2 separate regions of the Homo sapiens genome follow, and region 1 is linked to region 2. The links are chromatin loops, found by intact Hi-C in ENCODE. Cell type or tissue: psoas muscle. All regions are shown on one strand. Links, peaks and the distances in the headings refer to the core of each region. The heading gives the core; the rest is flanking DNA. Region 1 overlaps TCF7L1 (transcription factor 7 like 1). Region 2 overlaps TCF7L1 (transcription factor 7 like 1).

What was found. A loop is a pair of places that touch in the nucleus more often than their neighbours do. Peaks named below come from ENCODE experiments on the same cell type or tissue, not always from the same donor. Only the 100,000 strongest peaks of a DNase experiment are listed, where the experiment ranks them.
Region 1: a loop joins it to region 2, with 1.8 times the contacts of the local background. A loop is called at or near these places in 92 of 110 quality-filtered maps.

What each region holds. Positions count from the first base shown.
Region 1 is chr2:85,271,409-85,276,786 of GRCh38, forward strand. All of the region lies in intron 3 of TCF7L1 (transcription factor 7 like 1), which reads left to right. Among named protein-coding and RNA genes, the nearest start is that of TGOLN2, 54 kb to the right of the region's middle. In psoas muscle, for the core only: no CTCF peak of the experiment used is centred there; a DNase peak (open chromatin) is centred at 3,143; H3K4me3 peaks cover 624 bases; H3K27ac peaks cover 550 bases.
Region 2 is chr2:85,145,181-85,150,558 of GRCh38, forward strand. All of the region lies in intron 3 of TCF7L1 (transcription factor 7 like 1), which reads left to right. Among named protein-coding and RNA genes, the nearest start is that of TCF7L1, 14 kb to the left of the region's middle. In psoas muscle, for the core only: no CTCF peak of the experiment used is centred there; no DNase peak of the experiment used is centred there.

The sequences.
Region 1 (5,378 bases), core at 319-5,318, 130 kb after region 2:
CCCAGTTTCCCATTTTTTAAATGAACATAATAATATCTGCTTTACCTATATCCAGGAGTCAGTAATATCAAATCAGATAATTCATATGGAATGCTTTAAAAAGTAAAACAACTGTAGAAGTATATCCTGCCTGCAGGACCCAGCACAGATGCCACCTCCTCTATGAAGTTTTCAGTTGTAACACGATAATTCTTGCCCATTGCCATCCCTGTCTTATCTGAACCTGTCATTTATAGGCTTATAGTCTAGTTATTTATGTACTTTAAAAATCTCTCCTGTGGTATATCATGCATATAAACAGCCACCTTTTATATGAGATACTCACTAAACTTTGATGGAGGGCTCTGTACAGAGCTGTCACTGCATCTTGATCATCTGGTAGGCAGTCCTGTAAGAATGAGTAGCCTCCTGCTAGCTTTAAACAGCACAGTTTTATGTTTTAGAAAGATATTTCTAGAGGTAAGTGAAGGGTAGACTGGAAGAGATGAACTGAGAACAGGAGCACTGATGACTCAATGGAGAGAGGATTTGGGATCCCTTCATTTCTGTCAACTACCCTATTCTTGGACAACAGACATTTTGTCAATGTGAGGCAAAGCAACCTGCCGATGTGGTTTGCAGCCCACTACCACCCCTTTCAAACCGGGTTGCCCCCCACCCCCGCTGCCTTCCTCCTGGGTGAGAACCTGCAGGAGCTCAAGCAAACCCAGAAGGCTGCTGCAGGGGCTCCTCCTCGGAATAGGGTTCAAAAAATGTCCAGAAGCCATATAATTGGGTGGCCCAGAGCAGGTTAGGGAGGTAACTAAAGTCATTAAAGTGGATTTTGAGGTTTCTGGTTAGGTACACTGAAGGCACAGGATTGAAAATAATTCATCTGGGGTTACTTTTAATAGCTTTGCTTACTGTTGCTATGATATAAGACATACTGATTGTAAAAATTTCAAGTGAAGAAGAAAAATATGAAAAAGGAACTAATAAAATTGCCTGAAATGTTAAAAATCCAGCGATAACATTTGGGTGACTATGCTTCCAGATTATTTAATTGGCTTTTCTCACTGAACAGTTTGTCCAGCACACTTTATTCAGGTCAATAAATGTGGATGACCGGGCGTGGTAGCTCAAAGCTATAATCCCAAGCACTTTGGGAGGCTAAGGCGAAAGGATCACTTAAGGCCAAGAGTTTCAGACCAGCCTGGGCAACATAGTGAGACCCTGTCTCTACCAAAAAAAAAAAAAATTAGCCGGGTGGTGTGGTGCTTGCCTGTAGTCCCAGCTATGCAGGAGGCTGATGTGGGAGGATTGCTTGATTCCATGAAGTCAAGGCTGCAGTGAGCTACAGTCGTGCCACTGCACTCCAGCCTGGCTGACAGGGCAAGACCCTATCAATCAATCCATTAACCAGTATATCAATCAATCAATCAATAAAAAAATCACCCAAAAGGCATGCAGAACCTGCAGCCACAGGGCAGGAGCGGGGAGAGGCTTCCCCAGAGCTGCCCATGTCATGTGGCAGTTCAAAAGCCAGTTGCCTTTATTTTCTTCCTAAAGTCATCCATGGCCTTGCAAAGACAGGAGAGTGTCTACAGAGACAGTGGAGGGAGTGGAACAGAAGCCAGCCTTCTGGGGGCTGAGAAGTACCTGGGAGGCGGGGAGGGCATGTAAGCAGCCTGTGTACATGCGGGGAAGGGAAAGGGGGAGAACCAGAAGGGGCAGCTGCCCACCAGCAGCTTCCTGGGCTCTCCTCCCACCTCCTCCTCACTCACAACAGCGCACAGACTCAGCCTCAGCTCCTTCTCTCTGGCCTCTTCCACCTGAGTGAAGATCAAGTGCAGGAGAGGTTGCACAGGCTGTGCCAGCTGCAAGGAACCCACAGACCCCTCCTGTGTTTCACCTGCAGTGACTCCATATTCGTCCTCCCCCATCCCCGCCATCCAGCAGATTATGTGCCCCACTTCCTCTGTGCCACACACATCTTTTTTCCCTCCTTCAAATCATCACCCATACAGAGGACAATTCGCAGCCTCACTCATTATAAGAGTAATGGAAACTCCAGTGAGGGACTTTTTTACCTGTCAGTTTGGCAAAGTTTAAACAGTTTGATAACCTTGTATGGGCAAGGGTGTGGGGAAATAAGCCCTCTCCCAGGTTGCTGTTAGCAGTGTCAACTGGGAGAAATTTAATAACACTCCTCAGAACTTAAGTGTGCATATCTTTGACCTAGTGATTCCCCTCACAGCTGGAAATGTGTCCTCCCACTATAGACATACATGGGCGACACGGTGAGTGTTCAAGGGTGTTCACTGCAGCAGAAGCCTGGGAAACACCTCCATGTCTGTGAGCATGGGCCCCTTGAGTCGGTTATGGCACCTCCTGTAACCCAGGAGGAGGCAGCTCTGTGGGGATGGCTATGGGACCAGCCCTACTATGCCGGCGAATGGAGTGGGGGCAGAGTGGCGTGGGTGGGTATGGGCAGGCCAGAGAACAGGCTGCAGGCTGTGAAGGAGAAAGGCATTTGCTCTTTCAGCCCAGTCTGAGCTCCTGGTCAGAGGCCAGCAGGTGGACTCTGCATCCTGTGGGGGCCAGGGCAGATGTTCTCACCTGAGGGCCTGAGGGGAGGGAAGCGTGTCAGTAGATTCCCAGGCACACAGCGACAGGGGAGAGACAGAGGGAGGGGCCCAGCAGGGTTCACCTCAGGGAAAGGAGGACTGGGCCTCCAAAGCCAGTTTCCACGAAGACACTTCCTGCAGCACATTGGTGGCTGGGCAGTGAGCATAGACACTGCACAGACACTGCCCAGGCCCAGCAAACCCAAGGTCACAGCCGATGGGAGAGGCAGCTTGCGACTCAGCAGGCCCAGCGCTCCAGGCTGCAGAAATGCGGACTCGAAAGCAAGTTGAACTTTGACATTGTTTGAAAGCCTAGGGCTCTGTCCCGGGGTCCCCCTGGTCAGGGCCACCACAGAATGGCTGTGCCTAGTGCTCTGGGAGCAGAGTTTTCCCTCCTCCAGAGCATGCAGCTGTCGGGGGACATACCTAGCCAAGTGTCCGGCTCTCCATCAAGACCTCAAGCAGGCCCACGTCAGCTGAGAACCATGTGTGTCTCAGCTTTCCAGCCATCCCAGCAAGTCAGGACACATCTGAGACCACCCCTCCAACCCAGCTCTTGCCCACGGTCATTGGTGTGCCTGAGCCAGCTGGCACCCAGCCAATTGGTAGCATCTCTTCCGCGCTGAGCCTTCAGTGACTCATCGTGGTACCTTGAAATCAGCGGGAGTGTTTACACCATGAATACCAGCAAATGCTTTGGTTTTTCACTTTGTTTTTTGCTTAGAGAGCCAGTTGTTAGGCATTTACCAACACACCACCGAACCAGACCTGTCTCCCCAGGTAAAGCGCAGGTCACAGGCTCCTAGAATACCAATAACTTACACATTTAGTGACTGAACACAGATTTCTTACAAGCTCCCCGCATGCCCCACACTCTGCCTGGTCCTCTCCAGTGTGAGAGGACACTCACACTTGAGTGTGACAGCCACACGTGAGATAATCACTCTGCCAGGCAGTAGGTGTTCTTATTCCTATTTTACATGTGGAAACCAGAGGTTCTGAAAGGTGATGTACACAGGCACACAGCTTGTAAGTGGGGTTCAGCTAGGACCCCTGATTCCGTATTTGTTGAACACCTCAACACGGTCGGCACTCCCAGTGCCCTCTGTGTTTAGACAAACAGCTGAATTTGATTTTTCCTTCCAAAGGAGACCATCTAGTCCAGGCCCCTGCTTCAGGCTGATGAAGTAAAATATTCCCATTTTAAAGATGAGACGATGGAGTCCAGAAAGGTTAGAAAGAGCCTGGAACCCTGATCTCTTGCCTCCTGTGCTCTAAAACGAAAGCTTGGCTTCTGCGGGGGAGCCAGTTTTTAAAAACAAACCTTAGGTCAAATCTAGGAGGCAAAATTGCCAGGTTCTTTGGAATGCGAGGGGAAGAGAATAGTTTTGAGATCATCCACAAAAGAAAGAATCATTTGGGGAAAGCAGAGGAAAGAGGTGTTTATGGTGAAACTGACACCTAATTGACACACTCTTACTTTTGAGTTTACTATTCAGTTATGAAATGCTTTTGGAGCCCCTCTGCTACCAGTGCATGGGCTTTAAAGCCATTTGTTGACTAAATGCTGTGACAGGTGCTAGAGAGAGCAAAGTCACTTCATTGGTTTAAGACCAGTGTAGGCCAGGTGCGGTGGCTCACCCCTGTAATGCCAGCAGAATTGGGAGGTGAAGGCGGGCAGATCACTTGAGCTCAGGAGTTCGAGACCAGCCAGGGCAACATGGTGAAATCCTGTCTCTACCAAAACTACAATAAATTAGCCAGGCATGGTGGCACATGCCTGTGGTCCCAGCTACTTGAGAGGCTGAGATGGGAGGATTGCCTGAGCCCAGGAGGTGGAGGTTGCAGTGATCTATGATTGCGCCACTGCACTCCAGCCTGGACGACAGAGTGAGACTCCATCTCAAAAAAAAAAAAAAAAAATACCTCAAGAAAGAATCTAACCTACCCTCAGGTAAAACAAAAAATGTGTTTGGGATTTAGTGCCATCCACAAAGTTAAGCAAAGGCATAAATGACTCATTCTTAAGAAAGAAGGGATAAGAGTGTAAAACTTCTTTTATACTTTTGCCCCTGGAACTCTTTGTCTAATCCATCTTGTTTGGGAACAAGTTCTTTACACTTTCGTTTTCTCTTACCGACTGCTGAAAACTAAAAATGTTTTCCCAATTGGGAAAGCTTTTCTGTCTCCCTATTCCTGAGTTCATTGCTCAGTGTCAGTGTATTTTCAAACTTAGATCCATTTGTGAACTTTAGTACAGAAGATAGAAACAGGTCTCCAAGAACTGGCCAAGTTGGGCATCCCAGCCTCCATGCTACATTTACGTATTCTCGGCAGACTAAGCCAGTTACTGTGAGAAGCAGGCGTTGCCCATGAGTGAAATGGGCTCCTGTGTGGCGGCTTCCCACCACAGTGACAATGACATTATTCAAAATGCTCTCCTTGTCCTCTTAGAAGCTCTATGTAACAGGAACCTATACTATAACCGTATTATAAATGAAAAATGTGAAGAAGCGATCCGTGTCTCCCCGTCTCCATTCTGCCACAGTTGCAGTCGTTTCTTTCCTGGACTACGGCAAATCCTACCAGAGTCAGCCTTCTAAACACCAGTCACATCTCTCCCCTGCTCTAAAGGCTTCAGGCAGAGGCTGTTCAACCCCTCGTTACAGATGTGGAAACTGGGCCTAAGCTCACGGCATTAATACAGCATGGGACAGGGTTTCAACACATCATGATTGCCGGGTTCTGGGTGAGGAATTGAGGTGCAGCATG
Region 2 (5,378 bases), core at 311-5,310:
AGAAGTTGGGAGGCTTTTGGGGTCCTACCTAAGCCATCCTAGAGACCTGGGTATTGCAAGGCACTAAATCTTAGATAAATATCTTAGACCTCATTAAAGTGAATGGGGCTATTATATGTAGGAATGTCCATAGAGAATGTGTGGAGAAAGCAGAAAGGTGTAAGTTTGAGAGATGGCAACTGTGATTAAGGAACAGATGGATCTCATTGATAATGAGGAAGAAAAATGAAGTAGGAATGAGTGGTATGAAAAGCAGATCAATTTACAAGTCCAGATTTGTTGGCAGTAGTGCTTTCTGATGTTTGGGACTACACTCCCCTCTGTAAATTCCAAAAAAGGATATGTCAGGGTCATTAAACTCAGCCGGATTTGCAAGACATACCTTCTAGAGGTGGTTGGGTGTTAGTCCCTGAGATTCTTATCAAGGACCCTGCGGGAGTGTCCTCTAGCCCTCTGAGCTAGGTGGAACCATCCCGCCCACCCAACAGGTGAGGAGCACAAGCTCAGGGCAGTTGTTGACCTGCCCAAGGGCAAACAATTAGGAGTGATGGAAACAGGACTAGGGTCCAGCTGCACTCTACAGTGGTAAAGCTTCATCTTCTACCACTCAGGGAAGTACACAGCCAGCAGTGCTCCGGAGATGATGCACATCTTTTTGCTATGTTTTTATTTTATTTTATTTTATTTTATTTTTTGTTTATTTAAAAAAAAATAGAGACAGGGTCTCACTATGTTGCCCAGGCTGGTCTCGAATGCCTGGGCTCAAGTGATCCTTCCACCTCGACCTCCCAAAGTGCTGGGATTACAGGCATGAGCCACTGAGCCCAGCTGAGATGATGCACCTTGAAATACTTCTTTATCTAAAACCTAACACCTGACTCATAATAAGCGATTCACTTGTTGATTGTTGACAACATGAATATTTAAACATCAATATTAAAAAATAGCCCCATAAGCACCTTTAGTGTTCCAGGGCACTATATCACGCTGTTCTAACTCTTCCTACACTGAATTCTTGTGCATCTGATATTATCACCTCGATTTTATCCTTGAGGAAGCCAAGACTTTGACAGTAAACCAGAGGCCCAGAGTCACCTCCCCAGAAGGTGATAGAGCCAGCATTCCAGCTGTGGGGGATTCTGGTTCCACTGGGCTGCAATTTCCCTCCACTGAAAATTGAGAGCCAAATTGACGTGACAATGCATGAAAATGCCATTTGGGGCAAGATTCAAAGAAATGGTGTGTAGAAGTAAAAGATGAGTAACATCCCTCAGCATATATTCTTTTCAGTGGCATTTCTTTTCTTTTCTTTCTTTCTTTTTTTTTTTTTTTTTTTTTGAGATGGAGTTTCGCTCTTGTTGCCCAGGCTGGAGTGCAATGGCACGATCTCGGCTCACTGCAACCTCCGTCTCCTGGGTTCAAGCGATTCTCCTGCCTCAGCCTCCTGAGTAGCTGGGACTACAGGCGCCTGCCACCACGCCTGGCTAATTTTTTTGTATTTTTAGTAGAGACGAGATTTCACTGTGTTAGCCAGGATGGTCTTGATGTTCTGACCTCAGGTGATCTGCCTGCGTCGGCCTCCCAAAGTGCTGGGATCATAGGTGTGAGCCACTGTGCCTGGCTTCAGTGGCATTTCTATCCCTTTCACTTAGGAGGCATTTTTAGTACCTGACGTAGAATCAGAGCCTTAATAGCTGGTTGATTTACAGTCTCAGAGGTGGTGTTAATTGCTATCTTAATCTTTCTTTGCTTTTCTGCACTGTGCAGCTCTATTGATTCTGTTTTTCCCAATCTCCAAATTCCCTTGTGTTTTTCTTATGATATTTTGAGGTGGTACACTTGGTTCCTTAAATATCATAGGTGAGATGTTAACAGTTCTAGGTGGAGATACACGGGCAATCAATCTATTCACCCAACTTCTCTGTATGTTTGGAAAAGTTCGGAATTAAAAACCCAGGATAAATAAACTAAGGCCTATTTCTTCAGCCACATTCAAAGTCCCTGTAGTCTCACATCTGGAAACCCTGCAGTCTGCCTAGGCCGTGTCCTCCACCTCAGGCCAAGGTTGCAGCAGGTCCTTATTCTCTTGTCCATGATGAAGCTTTTCGTGGGGGGTCCGGGTAGCAAAATACTCTCACCCTGTCCTCACTCTGTGGAATCTTCCATACAACCCGAACTAGGGATTGCTTGTGTGTCCCCCTCCCACCTGTCACTCTTTCCCCACCCCTCCCCACGTGATGCTGTGGGAACCCAAACCCCAGCACCTCCTAGATGAGGGCAGTGGTAGGGCGCTAGGTGGAGATGGGGAGAGGAGGAAAGACAGGGAGGGGACTCCTGGCTCTTGGGGTCCAAGGGGATTCCAGAGAAAGTGAGGGAGGGGAGCCCCAGTCCCAGAGATTGAGGAGGACAGGATCTTGGTGGTCCCAGCTGGGCCAGGGGCCCCAGGACCCTAGCATTAAGGTGTAGCCCCTGTGCCACTTGTGGATGAAGCTGCCCTTGGGGATCCACTCACTGGCAGACGTGGTGGTGTCTGGGTGTTAAATCTATACACCATATGTAATAATGGTGGGCATCTGTTTGGTGCCTTAGTTTGTTGCCTCGCTCATACTCCTGACCAGCCCCACATCCTCGTGCATGTGTGGGTGTAACTTTACATTGGATATACAGATGCGACTGGACTTTAAATGGGCTTACATCTGGATAAACCCATCGTAAAGTCAAAAAAATATTAAGTTGGACCATCATAGGTTAGGGACTGTCTGTAGTTTTTACTTATTAATTATGTTATTGACTTAAACTATGTTCTGGGTGGGATGCATAGAGGAGAGTTACCATGGGAGGGTAAGAGTATAGTAGGAGTATTAGAGTGCATGAGCTGAAAACACTTTGCTTTCTACTTTACAACATAAGCTTTTTTTGTTATAAAATCCTTGTTAGGGAGAGTGAGACGCTGGTGCTGAAGCTTTGGAGTGGAAAATGGGTCATCTTCACAAGGGTGTTCCCAGATGATGCAAAGGAGAGTTAATGCAGGAAGGGGCTGGGATGGGGAGAGTCTGTGGAGTCTGAGACAGCCCTTTAATAAGCAGTTCCTTGGACCTTGCATGGAAAGAGAGGAGAGGAACTTGTGTGGAAAGAAAGAAGCCCAAGGCTTGAGGGATGGAGAATATTCTACTAACAGGCCACCCCTTGTCCCTCCAGGTGGCAGTGTGTCTAGGGGGGTCTGGAACTTGGGTTTTGACCAGGGTTTGCAGAGCACTGAATCCCAGCCGCGTCATGAGTTGGCTGTGTCCCTATGCCCCAGGGCCCCCCTCAGGGAGAATGGGGATAATGATAGTCATAATGATAAATGGGGACAGATAATGCTTTGAGAAGCACTGAAGTAACATTTTGTCTGAATGGACTGTGTTTTAAAATCAGGAGTTGTTCGAGGCTGAAATGAAATATCAGCATCATAGAATCTCCAGGATATAAAAAGAAATTAGAAATGTTACCAAAATAATATACAGTATTATCACAACTTTATTAAGATGTTTAGTAGCCAAATATTTTAACCAGCATCTTAACAAGTGGATCTTTTCTTACAGTATTTAATTTTTTTTTTTTTTTTTTTTGAGACGGAGTTTTGCTCTTTTGTCCGGGCTGAAGTGAAGTGGCGCGATCTTGGCTCACTGCAACCTCTGCCCCCCCAGGTTCAAGCGATTCTCTCTCCTGCCTCAGCCTCCTGAGTAGATGGAATTATAGGCGCCTGCCACCACACCCAGCTAATTTTTGTATTTTTAGTAGAGATGGGGTTTCACCATGTTGGCCAGGCTGGTCTTGAACTCCTGACCTCAGGTGATCCACCCGCCTTGGCCTCCCAAAGTGCTAGGATTACAGGTGTCAGCCACCGCGCCCAGCCCTTAAAATTTTTTTTATAGGAAATGACTAAATGGAGTCAGGGGAGAGGCCAGAAATGCATAAACAAAAGCAATTAGTATTTAGTGCGGGTTTTGAATTTACATGGTTGTCAATTCCCTTTGCAAAAACTTAACAAATTACTTTAACATAATTGCCAGTTTGTGTGAGTTCTTGATCAAATAGCTATCAACAAGATAATGTGCATATATATGTGTGTATATGTGTATATATGTATATACACATATACACATATGTGTGTATATGTGTATACACACACACACTAACTTTATAAATAAGTTGAAATTTATATGTAGGATATATGTAAGCAGTATAGTATATAAATATAAATTACATTTTAACTTTTAATTTTATAATAATTTCAGTCACAGAAAATATACAAAAATAGCACAAATAATTCCCTTGTACTTTCCCCTAAATTTGCCTTCTTTCTGTAACTTTTTTTTTTGAGATAGAGTCTGGCTGCAACGCCCAGGCTGGAGTCAGTGGCGCCATCTCAGCTCACTGCAGCCTCCGCCTCCCGGGTTCACGCCATTCTCCCACCTCAGCCTCCCAAGTAGCTGTGATTACAGGCACCTGTCATTACACCTGGCTAATTTTTGTGTTTTTAGTAGAGACAGGGTTTCACTATGTTGGCCAGGCTGGTCTCAAACTCCTGACCTCAAGTGATCTGCCTGCCTCAGCCTCCCAAAGTGCTGGGATTACAGGCGTGAGCCACCGCGCCCGGCTCTGTAACTTTTTTCTGAGCCATTTGCAAGTAAGTTGCAGGCGTAATGTCCCTTTACTTAAGGGGGCATAATTTGTTAGATTGCATCTCTGATACTATAGAGCATATTTGTGACTCTAAATAAGATGAAGGGACAAGATACGTTCTAAAAACAAGGACATTCGCCAAAGTGTAATTACTGAAATCGGGAAATTAACATAGAGACAGTACAATTGTCTCATCTATGGAACTTATTAAGATTTTGCCAGTTGTCTTACTGATAGATGTCTTTTGTAGAAGAGGAAAACATTTTTACTTTTATTTATTCATTTTTTTTGGCTTTAGGATGAGTTCAACATCACATCTTATGCTTAATTGTCTCTTAGTCTCCTTTAGTCTGGAAGTTCTTCGGCCTGTCTCTCATGTTCTTGACTCTTTTTTTTTTTTTTTGAGACGGAGTCTCGCTCTGTCGCCCGGGCTGGAGTGCAGTGAAGCGATCTCAGCTCACTGCAACCTCCACCTCCCGGGTTCACGCCGTTCTCCTGCCTCAGCCTCCTGAGTAGCTGAGACTACAGGCGCCCGCCACCACGCCTGGCTAATTATTTGTATTTTAGTAGAGACGGGATTTCACCGTGTTAGACAGGATGGTCTCGATCTCCTGACCTCGTGATCCACCCGCCTTGGCCTCCCAAAGTGCTGGTATTACAGGCGTGAGCCACCGCGCCCGGCCATGTTCTTGACTCTTTAAAGATTACAG